Linked DNA regions of Homo sapiens: region 2 is linked to region 1. A link is a contact called in ENCODE Hi-C data. All regions are on one chromosome and are shown on one strand. Each heading gives the region's core, a stretch centred on a gene start or an enhancer-like site at or near the end of the contact. The rest is flanking DNA. Distances are from core to core; before and after follow the strand shown.

The links. Hi-C counts contacts between places; a loop is a spot of excess contacts on that map. Pooled maps may share reads with other maps.
Region 2: a loop to region 1 is called in a pooled map, with 11 times the contacts of the local background. The contact joins the enhancer-like site here to the promoter of ACSL4 in region 1. A Hi-C loop is called at or near these places in 4 of 50 pooled maps.

The regions. Positions count from the first base shown.
Region 1 is chrX:109,729,257-109,736,086 of GRCh38, reverse strand. ACSL4 (acyl-CoA synthetase long chain family member 4) reads left to right here and starts at 2,830. Exons shown (of 16, transcript NM_001318510.2): 1 at 2,830-2,948. It overlaps LOC105373311 (a long non-coding RNA gene), which reads right to left and starts at 3,576. Exons shown (of 1, transcript NR_158569.1): 1 at 1,129-3,576. RefSeq lists silencers at 2,568-2,877, 2,975-3,095 and enhancers at 3,218-3,357, 3,418-3,467.
Region 2 is chrX:107,708,496-107,715,096 of GRCh38, reverse strand. TSC22D3 (TSC22 domain family member 3) reads left to right here. Exons shown (of 3, transcript NM_198057.3): 3 at 348-1,876. The coding sequence ends at 578. Among named protein-coding and RNA genes, the nearest start is that of TSC22D3, 64 kb to the left of the region's middle. Within about 2 kb of position 3,201, at least 26 of the 41 ENCODE cell types and tissues checked have a DNase peak (open chromatin) inside an H3K27ac peak, as active enhancers do.

The DNA of each region.
Region 1 (6,830 bases), core at 1,581-4,080:
TAAGGTTTGTTAATGACAAAATCTAACACAACTTGTCAATGCAAATATTATTATGAAGCCCTGCTGCTTGTATTTAGACCACAGGAGAAAATTATTATTATTCTACAAACCCGTGAAGTTTAACACGCAAAGGCTTGTTACACAGTCAATGAAGAACAGTTGTTTTCTGCCCTTCCATAAATAACTAATGCCAAGAGCAGCCTGGCTATCTGTTTCAGCTTCTTGTTACAGAATAATAAAATAGGCAAGGCCTAAATATCAGTGCCTGTTAACAGAGCTGTCCTTTAAATTCTGTTTAGCTTCTAACAGACTAATTCTCATGCTTTTAGTACTTATTACATTGCATTTTGAATCTGTCAATTGCATTGTACATTTTCCTAACTCTTCCATTTCCATACGTTTATCTACTCCATTTCTAATTGGGTTGGTAGTTCTGGGTAGGACTCATTACAGAGGCAGCTTAATGTAGCGGCAAGCACCCTGGTCTAGGAGTCATAAGCAGTGTAGTAGGAAATTCAGGCTCTGTTACTACTTAGTTGTGTGACTGGACAAGACACTTAACCTGCATCTATTTCTTCATCTGTGAAATAGGGATAATAATACCCTATCTTCCTAACTAATAAACAACGTTGCAAATGTTCTCTTTAAAATGTCAGACAGCTGCTTGGGAAATATTTTGCTCCTGGGCAGTAATTTCTGGAAGGTTTCTGATGACAAGAAATTAAGCAAGGTTTGTTTTGACTCCGAAAAAGGAAAGCTGGAAATAGCGTGGTTATACTTGGTTTCCTTTTTGGAGGTATAGTTCTTCTTTCCTCTTCAACTTGGGTGCAGTTAAATGTGGAAGAAGGTGAGATGTGGTAGGTGATGAAGACAGCCAGAACTGTACACACTAATGAATAGCTTAAGTAATAAGAGATCTTGAAAATCCAAGTAGTTTCTTGGTCTGATAAACATATCTATATGTATATCATACACACATTTGTATACCAAAAAACGGATAGTTTCAGGCTATAGTGATTTCTTTCCTTTATATCTTGTAGAGCTGGAGGAACTTCAGTAAGCTGAAGACTCTGTTCAGAGGAAATTACCTAATTGAAAATGTCTGGGCTAAGAGACCGACAATAAAGGAAACTGGCAAAAGTACTCTTTAATTACAAGTTCTTTTTCATCTTCATCCAGCACACTGATTTATGTGCTACACTGGGTTTGTATTATATCTATATTTTAATTCCACAACTAGACACTAACTTTATTGAGAACAGCGATATTCATTTCTTCAATTTCATTTGTGTTAACCCAACTGTAGGTGATAGTGCTCTGTACATCATAGTTACCCAGTGAATTACGTACCTGACATATGATTGCTTATTTCTGGTATTAAAACAAGATTTCATAAAATAAACATGACAATTAAACTCGTTGTTTGAAGTACTGAACTTTGTAGGTCAATCTTGAAAAAGGAAGCTACATGACTGTCTTAGCAATATTTATAGGTATATTATATGTAAGTGGGTGGGTTTCTTGGAAATTGAATTGGTAATATGGCTTTAGAGTAGTAACACAAAAACTATAGCTCTGTGCTCTCAGCTAACCACTTTTAGTGTCACCTGGGCTGCTTATTAAAAATTCAAATTTCTTATCCCTACCCAGATCAGAATCAAAATACCTGGGGGTTGTAGCTCCAGGTACCTACATTTCAACAAGCACCCCAGATAATTGTGATGCACACTGAAGAACTACTCTAGCTTGTAATCTCAGGTGGTAAGGCATTTTATATATACATATATATATACACACACACAAGCACAAATGGTAATTCTATGGGAAAATGGAAATCAGCAAGTGAAGTGAAATGTCAATTACCATCAGGAACAGGAAGCTAGTTCACCATTACGCATCAGGGAACTGGAAGAATTCTTGAGATTTATTTTTTTGGGTGATATATTCTTGGCAGTTTATCAGGCCTCATTTGCAATTATGGTCTGTCCCTTTTGAAGCCCTCAGATAGTTCGCTGGCATTTTAATTTTAATAGCAATTTCTTGCATCTGTTGGAACAGCATTCGTATGACCGGCTTATAAGCAATGATCAGGGCTAGTAAGATGTCACAAAGCTGCGGTGACTTTTCCTTATCAGTTGGGGGTTTTTTTGCCATGATACCATCGTGGAAATGAAAGACAACGTGAAAATCCTGCGTCCTTGTGATATTTCATCAGTGGGAGTGAGCGGGGATCTTAACGCAGTAAGAGGCAAGATAAACGGATGAGAGGCATTAGTTCAGGCTTACAGGAGCAAGATGCTTTTAGTCAAAGTGTTCAAGATAGCTCTCTTAAAGAGGAGCAGTGAAACCCAAAAATGAGTGTCTTTTGAGGGCAGCTGGAAGATGACCCGAGGGGAACTTTTATCCTGGGGTGGAGTCCTGCGAAGCAAGCCGCAGGTGAGGGCGTGGGCCAATTCTGCGCCTCACTGCTGTTAGGCGCAAGGACATCCCGAAACACACTCAACGACACCAGCAGCGAGACTGACAGAAGCGGATCGCCAGCGGGAGCAACAACTTGAGGCGAGCCGTTAGCCGCCTCGCCTTCCTCGCAGCGCCCCTCCCGCGCCCCGGGAAGCCCGTTCGGCTCCGCCTTTTCGACTGACGTCCCGGGCGAGCGGGGGCGGGCGCGTGGGTGGGCCGAGCCGTCTGCAGCCAGCGATTCGGCTGGCTCTGCCACACCACCGCGCGCCCCCGCTCCGCCCGCCCCTCCGGGCGCGTCTTTTCCGGGCTCGCGCTGAGTCCCGCCTCCGCCGGCTGTCCGGGTGCGCGCGCGCCGCTGCGGCTTTTTCTCTGGCCTCCGCCGCGCGCTCCTCCTCGTCCCAGCGCTAGCGGGCACGCGGTTCCTTTTTGCGAGCTTTCCGAGTGCCAGGCGCCGGCCGGCTGCGAAGACGCGGTGGGCCGCCCCTCCGGTGAGTATCCCTGGATGGGGAGGTTGCGGCCCCGGCACCCCTGCCCTGTCGGTACCAGGGCCCCATTTCCAGAGGGGGACTGGCGTACCTCACCTGAGCCGGGAGGAGGTTGGGTGGGCATTCCAGCTCCTGGAGTCGGCTCGCTTTTTTCCTTGAGCCAGGGCTATCTATCCGCTCGCCTCCGCTGGGGCCGGGAAGATTCCCGAGGTCACTGTATCTGCTCCTGTGATGGACTCTGGGGTCCTCGGAACCCCAGCCTGCCTCTTCCTGCCGCTCACCGCATCCCGAGGGCCAGAAGTCATCTTCCTGATCGGGGTACTAGGCTTTGCCACGGCCCTTTCCGGAGGAGACCATGAAGTGCTTGCTAGACCTCCAAACGACCTTTAGGGTGCCCCTAAACCTCAACTCCATTTTGTCCCCTCCCAGTCGCTCTGTAACTGAGGGCTAGGGAGCCTCTCTAGCCCTAGAGGCATCCGCCCTCTCGAATTTGAGGGATGCCGTCGCTTCCGATATCTTCCTTGCTTCCGATATCTTCCTAGCTTCCGTAGGCTTAGGTTTGTTAGAAAACAGCTGGATCCTGGCGAAGCGTGCTTTCCTTCCTTCCCCCACCCCCGTTCTTTCTGTCTACATCCCTGCCTTCAGTGGGTGCTATATATTTAGTATGAGCTTTATTCACTTCCTCTTCCTCTCGTTTGAGTGCCTGAAAGAACTGTGGCTGATGTCTATAGACATAGAAAAATCTAGGAGAATATGATTCATTGTCTAACCCCATCAAGGGGTTACATATTTTAAATAAGACGTCATTTCTCCTCTTCACTCCAGCATCTCCTCCTTCAAAGGCATTTTTCACCCTCTTGAAATTAATACGCTCTATTCGCTCTTTTCACCTAAAAAAAGGTCAATCGTCGCTCTGAGAAACAACAGTGAGATGCAAAATAAGGGTAAAATGGCATTGAAATGAATCCCTTTGAAAAAGTAAGCGGTTTGCTTTATCAGTTAATGGTCTCATCAGCGCTTCAGTTTCCTCTTCTGCAAAAATCAGTCTGTTGAACTAGAGCATATCAAAGGTTCCTTCTAGTGTTTTGATTCTAGGACCTCTAAATTCATGCAGGCTGCATAATGCAAATTTAACCTGATTAAAGCCTTATTTCTCATAGTCGCTTGTCACCTTAGTTTTTCTTTTATTTTGTCTCTAACAAGAAAGACTTTTAAATGTTCTTGATACGTAAGGCAGCAGGTGGAGATTCAATGATGGTACTGCCATTGAGCATATCGGTCAAGATTTTAACAGTGTAAGGCCTCTTCCTTAAATTGTAAAATAGCTCATCTTTTGATTGAAACTGCTAAAGTGTAAGACATGTAAGACTCCTGTTAGAATTAACACTCTCTGCCATTTAGGTGGGGGATGAAACATTAAACTGTTAGTATACTTGTACCTTAGAATAAAGTACCTTATTGTCCTGCTATAAGAAATAATTTGACAACTAAAAATCCATGGAAGGTGTAATACAGCAATTGAAAGCTTGAGTAAATTCAATTTTGTGGGTTTTTTTTTTTTTTTGGAAAACCCCCTATTTAAAAACACAAGTGATTTAGATTAAGATATTTCTTTCAGTATTTTTGGTAGGGGTGAGATGGGTGAAGAAAGAAGAGTCTTGTTCAATTCAGACAAGAGAAATGAATTGGAACTCTGGAGAGGCTCAGGTTCTAGACCCAACTCTAGATATATATTTAACCTTGAACAAGTCACTTCACCTCTCTTAGTTTTTGCATCTGTAAAATAAGTGTCTTTATGGTTGTTGAAATGATCCACAAGTCCCCCAATTTGAATGATATATTCTTATAATGAATATATATGACAAATATATATATACACACGTGTATATATAGGTATACACACACACATATAATGCAATTTGCGTTAAGGCTGTTATAAATCCTGTTATACCAGTTGACTAGAATGTTTTTCTCAAAGGTTTGTGTATAGTGGTTTCAATTTAGGTATACTTAGTTCTTAATCCTGATTAAATAAATAATTATATGTGAAAATCTATAAACTCAGAAGCATTTTACAAATGTTGGGTATTATGTTAATTTCTGCTTGCAAGTGAAATGTGTGTTATACCGCACTATTTTTTAAATGTCCATGGCTTTTAGAAATTTATAAGGGAATGGCTGGGTGTGGTGGCTCACGCCTGTAATCCTAGCACTTTGGGAGGCCGAGGCCGGCGGATCATGAGGTCAGGAGATCGAGACCATCCTGGCTAATACGGTGGAACCCCGTCTCTACTAAAAATACAAAAAATTAGCCAGGCGTGGTGGTGGGTGACTGTAGTCCCAGCTACTTGGGAGGCTGAGGCAGAAGAATGGCGTGAACCCGGAAGGTGGAGCTTGCAGTGAGCCGAGATCGCGCCACCGCACTCACATACTGCCTTACAACTGTAATTGGCTAGGAACTTTAAAATAATATGTGGGCATCTCATTCATTTATTAATTCATTCAACTATCTTCTTCCTTCATCTGTCACGTATGTCAGGCCCTCAGGACATGATGGTTAAGACAAACCCTACTCTATGAGTTTATACTTTGGGCTGATGGAGATGGTTGGGGGGCATGTGGAGAGACAGATGTACATCCAGTTTATTTTTGTTAAAAACAACAACAGTCAAATCAAGGACAAACAAAATTCTGGAGAAGTTAAGTTTCCATAGGGGAGGAAGAGATGATTCTATTAATTGTAGCCTGTAGACTCTTTGACATTACCTTTTTCTCCATCCTTTCAATTGCTGAGCCTTTAGCAAAAATAAAAGCTTTGTTTTTCCACTTCTACCATTGGCTGGTCTTATATACTCTTTCTTTCCCTTTTAACTTTTTATTTTGAGATAGTTGTAGATTCACATATAGTTGTAAGAAATAATACGCTTTATCTAATTTCCCCCAATAATAGCCTCATGCATAAGTATAGTGTAACATCACAACTACAAAATTGAAATCGATGCAATCCATCAACCTTACTCAGATTTCGTCACCTTTAATGCAGTCATTTGCATGTATGTATTTAGTTCTACATAATGTTATCACGTGTAGATTTATATAAGCACTACCACAGTCAAGATACAGAACAATTGCATCACCACAAGGATCCTTTTTGTTGTCTTTTTATAGATGTAGCCATCTCCCTTCATCCCTGACTCCTGGCAACCACTGATCTGTTTTTCATGTCTATAATTTTGTCATTTCAAAAATGCTTATATAAATGAATCACACAGTATATAACCTTTGGAGACTGACTTTACTTCACTCAGCATAATTCCTTGGAGATTAGTGCAAGGAATATACCTTTTATCAATGGCTTGTTCCTTTCCATTGCTGAGTAGTATTCCATAATATGGATTTACTGCAGTTTGTTTAACCAGTCACCTCTTGAAGGGCATCTGATGTTTCCAGGGTTTTTGTTTGTTTTACTTATTTATTTATTTATTTATTGCCTATTTTGAATAAAGCTCATATGAACAGTTGTCCACAGGATTTTGTGTGAACATAAATTTCTGAAATGCCTGAGAGTGTACTTCTTGGGTGGTATAGCACTTGCATGTTTAGTTTTCTAAGGAACTGCCAAACCATTTTCCAGAGTGGCTGTACCATTTTACATTCCCACCAGGAATGTGTGAATGCTCCTCATCCTTGACAGCATTTGGTGCTGTTACTATTTTTTATTTTAGCCATTCTCATAGGTGTGTAGTAATATATCCTCCTAGTTTTAATTTGCATTTTTCTGATCGCCAATGATGTTGATCATTTTTCCATGTGTTTATTTGCCATTCTCTGTATCTTCAGTGAAATATCAGTTCATGTCTTTTGTCCATTTTCTATTTGGATTTT
Region 2 (6,601 bases), core at 1,952-4,451, 2.0 Mb after region 1:
AAAGGGGGACATAGCAAACCACTGGCAAACAGCAGAAGTGTCACCCCAAAGGCCCCTCAGCAGCCAGCTTTGAAAGTCATTAGAAACTTGCAGGGGAGAACCTATCTAGTTCAAAGCTGGGCTCTCAACTCCAGCATAAGCCAAATCATGTAGCTCTCCTGAATGAGGGTTTAAGTGCTTCAGAGAAAGGTGAACGAGGAATTGGACTTGCCAGACCAGTTCACTGAGGGAAGGCTGGAGGGCCCTGGCATTAAGGACAGCACAGGCACACCAATGACAGAGCAAAGGTGCTGCAGAGGGGCCACGATGGCTAAGGAATGGCTTTGTTATGATTCCCTCATTGGCAGGATCTGGTGAAGAATCATCTGATGTATGCTGTGAGAGAGGAGGTGGAGATCCTGAAGGAGCAGATCCGAGAGCTGGTGGAGAAGAACTCCCAGCTAGAGCGTGAGAACACCCTGTTGAAGACCCTGGCAAGCCCAGAGCAGCTGGAGAAGTTCCAGTCCTGTCTGAGCCCTGAAGAGCCAGCTCCCGAATCCCCACAAGTGCCCGAGGCCCCTGGTGGTTCTGCGGTGTAAGTGGCTCTGTCCTCAGGGTGGGCAGAGCCACTAAACTTGTTTTACCTAGTTCTTTCCAGTTTGTTTTTGGCTCCCCAAGCATCATCTCACGAGGAGAACTTTACACCTAGCACAGCTGGTGCCAAGAGATGTCCTAAGGACATGGCCACCTGGGTCCACTCCAGCGACAGACCCCTGACAAGAGCAGGTCTCTGGAGGCTGAGTTGCATGGGGCCTAGTAACACCAAGCCAGTGAGCCTCTAATGCTACTGCGCCCTGGGGGCTCCCAGGGCCTGGGCAACTTAGCTGCAACTGGCAAAGGAGAAGGGTAGTTTGAGGTGTGACACCAGTTTGCTCCAGAAAGTTTAAGGGGTCTGTTTCTCATCTCCATGGACATCTTCAACAGCTTCACCTGACAACGACTGTTCCTATGAAGAAGCCACTTGTGTTTTAAGCAGAGGCAACCTCTCTCTTCTCCTCTGTTTCGTGAAGGCAGGGGACACAGATGGGAGAGATTGAGCCAAGTCAGCCTTCTGTTGGTTAATATGGTATAATGCATGGCTTTGTGCACAGCCCAGTGTGGGATTACAGCTTTGGGATGACCGCTTACAAAGTTCTGTTTGGTTAGTATTGGCATAGTTTTTCTATATAGCCATAAATGCGTATATATACCCATAGGGCTAGATCTGTATCTTAGTGTAGCGATGTATACATATACACATCCACCTACATGTTGAAGGGCCTAACCAGCCTTGGGAGTATTGACTGGTCCCTTACCTCTTATGGCTAAGTCTTTGACTGTGTTCATTTACCAAGTTGACCCAGTTTGTCTTTTAGGTTAAGTAAGACTCGAGAGTAAAGGCAAGGAGGGGGGCCAGCCTCTGAATGCGGCCACGGATGCCTTGCTGCTGCAACCCTTTCCCCAGCTGTCCACTGAAACGTGAAGTCCTGTTTTGAATGCCAAACCCACCATTCACTGGTGCTGACTACATAGAATGGGGTTGAGAGAAGATCAGTTTGGGCTTCACAGTGTCATTTGAAAACGTTTTTTGTTTTGTTTTGTAATTATTGTGGAAAACTTTCAAGTGAACAGAAGGATGGTGTCCTACTGTGGATGAGGGATGAACAAGGGGATGGCTTTGATCCAATGGAGCCTGGGAGGTGTGCCCAGAAAGCTTGTCTGTAGCGGGTTTTGTGAGAGTGAACACTTTCCACTTTTTGACACCTTATCCTGATGTATGGTTCCAGGATTTGGATTTTGATTTTCCAAATGTAGCTTGAAATTTCAATAAACTTTGCTCTGTTTTTCTAAAAATAAACTTGGTGTCTGACTGAGTATAAATGGACTGGGTGGGAGAGGCCCCTCACCCAGTAGGGGCTGTTTTGCTGACCCCCTGAATATCCCTTGAGCACCCTGTCAGTGCCAGGCCTATGCTGCAGCCGTGATCTCGTGTCATCTGCACAATACTCATATGAAGGACATGCTGTTTGCCCTCACTGTCTGGATAAAGAAACTGAGACTCAGCGAGTTTAAGTGACTTGCCCAAAGTCACATGGCTATTACGGGAATTAGGACTCAAGCCCAGATCCTTCCTCCCTCTCCTGCTCCGCTTTCATATGAGAGCTTCGGAGTGAGTGGCAAGGTGACTCATAACACACAACTGTAGCTTGAGGGGGTGATTTGGGAGGAAAGATACCCCGAGGAAGGCCCAAAAGAAACAGGCAGGGTATACATAGGAGGGAGCGAGAAGAGCGGAACCAAATCAACAGGCGTGGGCCTCTTCTGTCTTCTGAAAACATCACTGGGCTCACTTAATGCATTCTCCTTAATACCAATCCACATGTGACACTTGACTTGGCAAAGGAGCTAAGAAGGCTCTAGTAAGAGAAGGAGGGAGAATGTATGAGGTAGCAAAACCACCCCCCTTTCCTTTGCTCTTCCCCTTACTTCCAGCCAAGGAAAGATATCCTCAGTCCCTGCTGAAAGTTCTCAGGGACACTGCTGAAAGTTCTCTCACCAAACCCACCAACCACGTGGGTAGGGCCAAGTCTAAGGCTCCTGGCTCCAGATTCCTTCCTCCACCTCTCTTTGGGGTTCATTATCACCCATCACCCTTTCCCAGCTCCATGTCCCCAGCATCCAGAGACCTAGCATTTCTCTGATTGGTTGTTGATGAGTGCTTAGTGTCTCCTTTACCACGCCCTAACCTGAACTTCCTCTGGACCCTGAGCTGTGTTCTAAGCCCACTATGTTCCCAAGGGAAACGATCACCTCTCTTCAAGTGACTCCATTCCATCTCAGCTTCTGGTAGCATATATACCTATCCTTTTCCCACTTGAAATTGGGGAAACAGAACTCCTTGATTTTCCTGAGCCACAAACCTCAGGGTGACCAAGATATCTTGCCCCCCGCCCCTTACATCAACCACTGCCTAAATGTAATCAAAATGACATGCTTCTTCCTCTGTAAAGGTCATACATGTTGACATTTTGGGTTTTTTTTTTTGGTTTTTTTTTTTGAGACAGGGTCTCACTCTTGTTGCCCAGGCTGGAATGCAGTGGGGCCATCAAAGCTCACTGCAGTCTCAACTCCCTGGGCTCAGATGATCCTCACCTCAGCCTCCTGAGTAGCTGGGGCTACAGGTGTGCACCACCACTCCTGAATATATATATTTTTTTGTATTTTTAGTAGAGATGGAGGTTTCGCCATGTTGCCCAGGCTGGTCTCGAGCTCCTGGACTCAAGCAACCTGCCTCCTTGGCCCTCCAGAGTGCAGGGATTATAGGCATGCGCCACTGCACCCAGCTGACCTGTTCTTTTCTAATCACCAAAACCCTTCAGAACATTGCAAACTCCTGCTTGCTGGCCTCTCAAATCCCAATTTCCCCACCTGCTCCCAACCTTGCTATTCATAATGCCAGGTTCATTGTCTATACCTGCCAACTGGTTCATGGCATGCAGATTCCACAGCTGCTGGTACAGATACAAACTTCAAACGAGTGCATTCAAAGCCCCCTGGCAGCCATTCCTCACCCTGACCAGCTCTCCCAGTCCCCACTTACTCCCAAATCCCCACCTTTCAAAATTAGCTCAGAGACTTTGTGGCTATTTGGTTCATCTTCTGTAGACTTCCCATGCCAGACTTGCAGCTGAATGAGAAAAAGCAGATGAAAAAAGGAAACCTAGAAAATAGCCCAACAACGCCCCAAACCTCTCTGGTCATCAAGCCTTTCTCTACAAGAAAGGGGAAAAAACTGGCCCCACAGTCACATAGTGGTAAAGAGAGAACAACTTTGTTTCCTAGGCAACGCTGACTAAACAGAGACAAACACTGCAACTTCTGAGGCCACAGCAGTTACTAGGCTAGATAAGAGGAAGTTTGTAGATGTTTCTTAGTCACATACAGGAGCTGCTTTCTGTTGTTGTTTCTCCACAGAAAAGTGACTAAGGGTGGAGGAAGGCAAAAGAACACGTTGCTCCTGGAAAGACTTCCATGGGTTTTAGGCTTCTGGGCTCAGCTGGTCCAGCTGGACCCAGAACGAGGAAAATAATAATGAGGCTTGAAGGAGTATGCATCCCCTGCCTGCTTTTGCCACCTCTGCATGTGCCCTCCCATCTATTCTCTCATCTCATCCTCATGGAGGCTTCCCAGCATAGCAGCAAGGATCACAAGAGCACTGCTCCCTGGCCCCGCTTCCGAGTACAAAACATTCTGTTTCCTGCCCTTAGAAAAAGAGGCAGTTATGATTTACCTCCATTTGACAGACGAGAAAACTGAGAGCCAGAGAACTTAGTGCTACTCCCATGGCTCCCACATGTCCCATGGGGCAGTGGTTCCCAACCTTAGTGACAATAAGGGCCCTTTTTTTATGTCAAAAATATTCTCAAACCTCCCCCAACTCTATAGTACTTGAACTTTTGGTATTCATTGAGAGAGAAAGAGAGACTCGGGTGGGCGGGGCCGGGGGGGGGGCGGCAGGACACATAATTACAAACACTGGCTGTGAATTCAGTGGGCCTTAAAGGAATTAATTATATTCACTACAAAATCAAAGACATGGATTTGAAAGCTAAAACAACAATGCATATATTAATTAGCTAGATTGAGCCATTCCACAATGTGTATATATTTCAAAACATCACAAATGCATACAATTTTAGTTGTGTCTGTCAATTTAAAGAAAAAGTAGACTAGAACAGAAATGTGGGTGATGGGTTATTTCCAGACAAGGACTGCTTGGGACACAAAGTGTGAGGCTTTCAAGCTGGGGATGGCCACAGAGGAGGGTGTTCCAGGAGGGCTCCGACAAGGAAGCCAGGGGCAGGGCCTCTGGGACCTGGAGTATCAGCAGAAGGACTCCAGAAAGACCATAGGAAAAAAGGTGCATGATCCACTGTCCTTTAAGGTATTGTGAAGTTGGCTGGGTGCAGTGGCTCACGCCTGCAATCCCAGCACTTTGGGAGGCCAAGGCGGGCAGATCACCTGAGGTCAGGAGTTCGAGACCAGCCTGGCCAACATGGTGAAACCCTATCTCTACTAAAAATACAAAATTAGCTGAGTGTGGTGGCGCATGCCTGTAATCCCAGCTACTCGGGAGGCTGAGGCAGGAGAATTGCTTGAACCCAGGAGGCGGAGGTTGCAGTGAGTCAAGATCACACCATTGCACTCCAACCTGGGCAACAAGAGCGAAACTCCGTCTTAAAAAAAAAAATGATAAAATTATTGCAAAGTTGCCCTCACATCATCCACATCATCAATCCTATTTATGCTGGAAAATCTTGCTTTCAACTCTCAGCACCTCTCCTCCTAGTTGGTTAGAAATTAATGGACATAATTACAGCTTTGTAGACGGCCCAGTTCCTCAGGTTATCTCATGTACAGGAGCTTGTTGAAACCCAAACACTTAATACTTAACCGCCTCCACAAGATCAGGCAAGGTTTAACAGAGAACTCGATCAGTTAGGTATTCCAAGCAGACATGGTTTCCAGAGATGAGCTGGCTGAAAGAGGAGGTGATCATACTAATTACTAATAATAGCTAACACTTACATGGCACTTACTTTACGCTAGAAACCGTCATAAGACTTTTTACATCTGTTGACTCTTAATCCTGTCCACAGACATATGAGGTATGCCCTATTGAGATCACCATTCTACACATGAGAACATGAAAACACTACGGCACAGAGAGGTTAAGCAACTTGCCCAAAGTCATACAGCTGGTGAATGGCAAAGCCCACATTGGGGGGAGGCAAGATTAATGCACTGAGAAGCAGGATAGAGAATCTGAACAGTTTTCATAATTCCTCCAACGTAACCAGAAGTGTTCCAGGGCTCATGGTGGGAAGGGGGAAATAGAAGAAAGACCACCCCAAACTAGCAGAGGGACTAACACAAGGAAAATAAATGACTAATGAGCACGGGAGGGGTGGCAGTGAACAGAGAAGAAGGTAAGCGGGAGGGTGGGAGGCTCACTTGGCTGGCTCCCAGCCAAGTGACTTTAGATAGAATCTAAGAGGTCTCAGGGAGCCATGGTAGGCTTCTGAGCAGGGAAGTGATGTGATGCAAAAGATATTTGTAGAAGATGGGTCCTGGCAGCTGGAGAGGCTGGAATAGGGAAAGGCTAGTGATGGGCCAGCTGTTGCTGTAATCCAGGTGTGAGGTGATGAGGGCCAGCTGGGGCAGGGATAGGGGTAGTAGAAGGAAGAGGAAGGGACAAAGCCAAAAGACACTGAGAGGCAGTATTTATTTCTCCAAGTGCAGTCTGCAGTCCACCCACATCAGGTTTGTTGGGAAGTTTAAAATGTGGATTCCATGCTCCACCCCTACACCAAAGAGCCGAGTAGGACTGGGGAATTGATAACTCTTAACAAATCCCTCTTGGTGCTGGAGTATGGGAAAGTTTGAGGAATCTCCACTAGGTGAAAAATCAGAATTACTTGGTGGCAAAGTAAGCTGGGGAGAAGACAGCAAGGTAGCCACAAGTCAAGGATGACATGAGTTTTGGGTTTGGGTTTTTGTTTTTGTTTTTTTTAATTGTGGT